Linked DNA regions of Homo sapiens: region 1 is linked to region 2. Evidence: chromatin contacts called from ENCODE Hi-C or POLR2A ChIA-PET data. All regions are on one chromosome and are shown on one strand. The core of a region is the stretch at or near the end of the contact, and the rest is flanking DNA. Distances in the headings are between cores, read along the strand shown.

What was found. A loop is a pair of places that touch in the nucleus more often than their neighbours do. ChIA-PET counts read pairs that join two places held with the same protein, here RNA polymerase II (POLR2A). Pooled maps may share reads with other maps.
Region 1: a loop to region 2 is called in a pooled map, with 2.3 times the contacts of the local background. The contact joins the enhancer-like site here to the promoter of APOL2 in region 2. A Hi-C loop is called at or near these places in 3 of 50 pooled maps. POLR2A ChIA-PET finds 5 or more read pairs at or near these places in 4 of 52 experiments (AG04450, CD4-positive, alpha-beta T cell, CD8-positive, alpha-beta T cell and 1 more).

What each region holds. Positions count from the first base shown.
Region 1 is chr22:36,434,206-36,437,133 of GRCh38, forward strand. No RefSeq gene overlaps it. Among named protein-coding and RNA genes, the nearest start is that of TXN2, 46 kb to the right of the region's middle. RefSeq lists enhancers at 1,440-1,569, 1,591-2,226. Within about 2 kb of position 1,591, at least 16 of the 41 ENCODE cell types and tissues checked have a DNase peak (open chromatin) inside an H3K27ac peak, as active enhancers do; they include CD4-positive, alpha-beta T cell and CD8-positive, alpha-beta T cell, where a contact is called at or near this core.
Region 2 is chr22:36,237,887-36,241,271 of GRCh38, forward strand. APOL2 (apolipoprotein L2) reads right to left here and starts at 1,641. Exons shown (of 5, transcript NM_030882.4): 1 at 1,555-1,641. RefSeq lists enhancers at 568-1,082, 1,620-1,869, 1,880-1,929.

The sequences.
Region 1 (2,928 bases), core at 341-2,840, 200 kb after region 2:
TTTCTCTTTCTTTCTTTCTTTCATTCTTTTCTTTCCTTTCTTTCTTTTGAAATGGAGTCTCGCTCTATTGCCCAGGCTGGAGTGCAGTGGCGCGATCTCGGCTCACTGCAACCTCCGCCTACCGGGTTCAAGCGATTCTCCTGCCTCAGCCTCCCGAGCAGCTGGCGTTACAAACGTGAGCCACCACGCCTGGCTAGTTTTTGTATTTTTAGCAGAGACGGGATTTCACCATGTTGGCCAGGCTGGTTTCAAACTCCTGGCCTCAAGCGATCTGCCCTCCTCGACCTCCCAAAGTGCTGGGATTACGGGCGTGAGCCACCGCGCCCGGCCTCATTCACTCATTTCTTTTCCCAGGGTCCACCTACCCAGGCTAGGCCTGCTGTGCTGAGGACACCGAGGGAGGCAGACCGTGGCCCTGCCCACCATAATTAAGTGTTGGAGGCCACTGTCTAGGGGTAGAAGCAGCCACAGAAACATAGAGATACAGAGAAACAGGTGACTCAGTGAGGTCAGGGCACAGGACCTTTATGACATGTGGGGAGGGTGAGGTCTGAGAATGGAGGAGGGAAAGACCGGCTGTGTGGAGGGAAGGGGGTGCCTGTGGGGCCTCGCCCCTGGAGCCCTGGGACCCTCCTGCGCTAGGGGTGCAGAGTCCACAGCGAGGGACAGTGCACAGTTAGGCAGGCTCTATGCAGTCAGTTTTACTCCAACCCTTTGTTGGCAAGAGGGGAGGGAATCGGTTATATTAAAACAAACACAGACAGAGCAGGGAGTGCGAAGGCCACGTTCATAAGGTTCCTTCAGTAAACAACAAAGACCTGGAGAACTGTCGAGTGAGCCTCTAGTTCAGTTCCTTGACCCGCCTTTTCCCTCCCCACTTTCTCCTGTATCCCACCAGCTCCTCTTGCAATGAGGCACTGCTGTGGGTTTGAGAAGCGCTGAACGGCCCAGAGCTCAGCCTGGACTAGAAAGACTCAGGTGCGCCAGGCGTAGTGGCTCACGCCTGTAATCCCAGCACTTTAGGAGGCCGAGGCAGGCGGATCACCTAAGGTTGGGAGTTCAACACCAGGCTGACCAACATGGAGAAACCCTGTTTCTACTAAAAATACAAAATTAGCCGGGCGTGGTGGCACATGCCTGTAATCCCAGCTACTCAGGAGGCTGAGGCAGGAGAACTGCTTGAACGTGGGAGGGGGAGGTTGCAGTGAGCCGGGATCGCGCCATTGCACTCCAGCCTGGGCAACAAGAGCACAATTCCATCTCAGAAAAAAAAAGAAAAAAGAAAAAAAGGAAGGCTCAGGTGCTCCTTCATTCAACCACAGTCACAGAGATGCCCAGCCAGGTTCTTCCTGCCAACATGCACGTCTGAGGCAGGGACCTGGCCGAGGGCTGGCTGGTCAATAAAAGGCCCCTCCCTTCACGGCCTTCCCTGTCCCCACCTCCTAACCTCTGGTTTTCACCAGCTTCCTCTAGCTTCTTTTCAACACAGCTTTCACTGCTGGCGGCCTCTGTGTCTTTGATATCCCGCTAGGTGCCGGGCTCTCTGCTCAGCAGTGCGGATGCAAGAGGAAACCAGGGTGGCCCATCAAAGCAGCCCCTGGGTTTGAATCCTGGCCCCACCACTTAAAGCGGAGTGCGGGAAGTTTCCTTTCCTCGTCTGTCAAATTAGGGTATTTCCCCACCCTCACACCTGGCTTAAGGCACTCATCTTCAGCTCAGGAGGAATCCTGCTCACAGTTACAAAGGCTCAGTTACTCAACCTCCTGCTGCAATAGATCACACCCTCCACTTCAAGAACAGTCCCCAGAAAAGCAGCCACTGTGACTGCCGGGTTCACCACAGCGTCGCCAGTGTCTCTCACCGGGTCTGGCACGCGGCAGGGGCACAATAAATACCCCCCCTTCATTCCTTCAGCTTATGCATATTAATCATCAGACAAGTGCTAAGACTTAGGCATATCTTTTCTCATTTTCCAGCTGAGCAAAGTGAGACTCAGAGAGGTCAAGTGGCTTGCCCATAGTCACACAGCAAGTAAGTGACTAAGCTGATATTTAGAACTAGTTCTTCCACCAGACTTTTTCCACTTGACCCAAAGTGTCAAAGTGTAGAAATATGGAGGCAAGGAAAGGGTTGGTCTTTTGGGAAGATGACCAGAACAGCAGATGAGAAATGGGCTGGGGCAGGTTCCCTATGGGCATTGAAGGTCAAGTGGGGGATAGGAGGGCTTAGGCTGTCATCCTGTAGGCCACAGGACTGGAGGTTTGTTCCTGCTTTGGGCCCTTGTAAAACTAAAGTGGAGGCCGGGCATGGTGGCTCACGCCTGTAATCCCAGCACTCTGGGAGGCCGAGGTGGGCAGATCACCTGAGGTTGGGAGTTTGAGACCAGCCTGACCAACAAGGAGAAACCCCATCTCTACAGATACAAAATTAGCAGGGCGTGGTGGCACATGCCTGTAATCCCAGCTACTTGGGAGGCTGAGGCAGGAGAATTGCTTGAACCTGGGAGGCAGAGGTTGCGGTGAACCAAGATCATGTCATTGCACTCCAGCCTGGGCAACAAGAGCGAAACTCCGTCTCAAACAAACAAAAAATAAAGTGTCACAGGCAGACGGCTTATCACACTACTCAGTTTTCTTACCTGAAAACATGGCACAGATGTACTGATAAGGGTTAATAATCCCAGTGGAAAGAGTTTGAGCCTTGGCGTCAAATATATCTGGGTTAAAATTCCAGCACTACCACTTCCTGGTTGGGGGACCTCAGCAAACAATAAAATGATTTACCCGTCTGCCTCTCAGTGTCCAGCTCAGGAGAATAGGTCTGATCTTTTTTTTTTTTTTTTTTTTTTGAGACAGAGTCTCGCTCTGTTGCCCAGGCTGGAGTACAGTGGCGCAATCTCGGCTCACTGCAACCTCCATCTCCCGAGTT
Region 2 (3,385 bases), core at 391-2,890:
TCCCACTCCCATCCCCAGCCTCAGGCCTTCACTCAGCTGCTCCCTCGCCCTGGAATGTCCCCCCCACTGTCCCCACCATGTGCAAGTCACCTGTCCTCAGAGACCCACCCAAAGCTGCCTGGTCCATGCGGCGGCCCCCAACCCTCCCCAGGCTCCCTGAGCACTCTGCTTTCCAGAGGGAGCTCTACCTGTATGTGGCTCTTTGGGCCTCTGTCTCCCCTTTAGACTCTGAACATTCAATGGGGACACTGTTGTGTTCCCAGCTGCACCCCCTACGACTGACCTGGATGCCCTCCGCCCTCCCTGGCACAGCCTGGCTGAAATCCCAGGTGCAGGAGGCATTACTTGAACTAAAAGCAACCAGCCTCTGGATGACATGGCCCAGCTTCAGTTTCACTTTCAGTTGAGAAATTGAATTTAATTTTTCTTTCTATCTTGATGGGCATCTCTTTTTGGTGAAGAACAAATAAGACCATGACTCATATTTCACAGAAATTACCCCCCTGATTTCATGGACTTTTGGCAGCTCTATCAAGTTTTTTAGAGGGGAAAAATCTTAGGCTGGGAGGGGAGGTGACTTGCCCAGAGTCACACAGCTCTTGGAGGGCAGAGGGGAGGCCAACATCTGCCCTTGTGACTCTGATATTGAAGCAAAAATGGGTGATTTTAATAATCCAACAGTGTCCAGGTTTGATTCTGCTTCTACAAACACAGAGACCTAAGCTCTCACTCCTGTAGTTATACTCACAATTCCACAGTGTGGCTTTTGAATCTCATGATTGCAAAGCTGGCATCATGCCACAGGTACCATTCTGCAATGCGACCTTCTCACTCCCCTGTCTCAGCCATGTTTCCCATTAGGGACACAGCACAGCCTGTTTCTTCTCTATCAGCTCAGAGGTCTGAACAGAGGGACAGAGGTGAGGGCCAGAGACGTGAAGTCCTATGATCTGCCTGCTCAGCCTCCTGACACGGGACCCTGGCAAGTCATTCCCCTCCCAGGGCCTCAGTTTCCCCACAGGGCCTGGCACAAGTAGGTGCTCAGACTCAGGGTGAGTGAGACAACCTCTGAGTTCCTTGTGTCTCAAAAGAAATCTGTTGTTCCCATTGGGCTTCAGCAGCAGCACCCTGGGGCCAGCCTGGGTGTGGCCCGGCCACAAGGACATGCCGGGCTCCAGGTCACCTCCCCTCCTCCACCTTCTTTGATTCCTTCAAATTTCCCAAAGAGATGGGCACCCCCAACACCTACCTTTCTTCTGGGGTCAGCTGGCCGTGTCTGAGGGTGTCAGAACCAGAGCTGAGCCCGGGGAGCTTTGTGAACCCATCTAAGCTGTTTTCCCCACCTCTCTCTACAGTTTACCCGCCCAGCAGGAGGGAGGGAGCAATCAGACTCAAGCCTGGGTGCAAATCCCGGCTCTGCCACTGCTTTCCTGTCTGATCTGAACCAGCTACCTAACCTCTCTGAGCTTATCTACAAAAGCTGAATGATCCTTCCCTTATAGAGCTATTGCAAGAATAAGGACATGGGGGTAGATCACACTATCCCCAACTTACCAAGGGATCTTCCTCTGACAGAGACTGAGCAAGATCCAACTGTTCTGAGCTGTGTGGATCCCACGTCCAGCTGTGCATCTGTGTAATAACCAGACACGTCCTCCGGCCTCCCAGATATACCCTGGAATTCGAAAGGGAAAGTGAAAGTCACAACTTCCCAGCAGCTCATGACCAAGCACAGTAAACACGCTGCTCCCCAGCACCACCTGCAGTCCAGGCCCAGCCTCCTTGCTGCTGCACTTAGAGGAGCAGCCGCAGACCAGACATCCGGGTCCCTCTCATCCAACCCACCTGCCTCACATCCTCAGGATTCAAGGTCTGCTGTGTCAGCTGCCCATGTCTCAGGCAGTCAGAACCAGAGTTGAGCCTGGGGAGTTTTTTGAACCCATCTGAGCCGCTTGCCCCCCAACCCCCGCCCCGATCTCTGCAGTTTAAGGGCACAGCAGGTGGGGGAGAGAAGTCAGACTCAAGCCTCAGTGCAATTCCAGGCTCTGCCCCTGTTTTACTGTCTGATCTGAACTAGTTACCTAACCTTTCTGAGCTCAAGAAAGACCTGCCACTGACTGACCGTGGGGCTCTCCAGATTACTCCCCGTCCTTCCGTTCCCCCACATTCCTCAGATGCCTGCCTTACTCCCACACATGCCATCAGCATCAGCACAGTCCCCCACACATGCTGGGTGGATGCTTATTGCATATTTATTGTAATGCTTCTGAGGTTATGTTTTCTGTTATGTTTTTGATATAGAGTCTTGCTCTGTAGCCCAGGCTGGAGAGCAGTGGCACAATCATAGCTACTTCAAGTGGCACAATCAAGCCATCCTCCCATCTCAGCTTCCGAGTAGCTGGGATTACAGGTGCCTGCCACTACACCCAGCTAATTTTTTGTAATTTTAGTAGAGATGGGGTTTCACCATCTTGGCCAGGCTGGTCTTGAACTCCTGACCTCAAGTGATCCACCTGCCTTGGCCTCCCAAAGTGCTGGGATTACAGGTGTGAGCCACGGCGCCCAGCCCATTGTATCCTTCTTGTGACTTTGTGTCTTCATAGCTTAGCTCCTACTAATAAATGAGAACATACAATATTTGGTTTTCCATTCCTGAGTTACTTCACTCAGAATAATGGTGTCCAACTTCATCCAGATTGTTACGGATGCCATTATTCCCTTCCTTTTTACAGCTGAGTAATATTCCATGGCATATACATATATAGGGGTGTGTGTGTGTGTGTGTGTGTGTGTATATACACACACATTTTCTTCATCCACTTGTTGGCTGATGAGCATTTAGGTTGGTTCCATATTTTTTCGGTTGCAAATTATGCAGCTATAAACATGCATGTGCGAGTATCTTTTTTATATAATAACTTTTCTCCTCTGGGTAGATACCCGGTAGTGGGATTACTGGATCAAATGGTATTCTACTTTTAGTTTTTTAAGGAGTTGCCATACTGTTTTCCATAGTGGTTGTACTAGTTTACATTCCCACCACCAGTGTAAAAGTTTTCCCTTGTCACCATATTCACACCATTTTAGCTAGGCTGGTCTTGAACTCCTGACCTCAAGTGATCCACCTGCTTTGGCCTCCCAAAGTGCTGGGATTACAGGTGTGAGCCACTGCACCCTTCTATTCTTCTTTGATTTTTAAATTATGGCCATTCTTGCAGGAGTAAGGTGGCAACTTATTGCAGTTTTAATTTGCATTTCTCTGATAATTAGTGACGTTGAGCACATTTTCATATTTTTTTGGCCATTTCATTTTGTATATCTTCTTTTGAGAATTGTCTATTCATGTCCTTTGCCCACTTTTTGATGGGATTATTTTTTTTTTCTT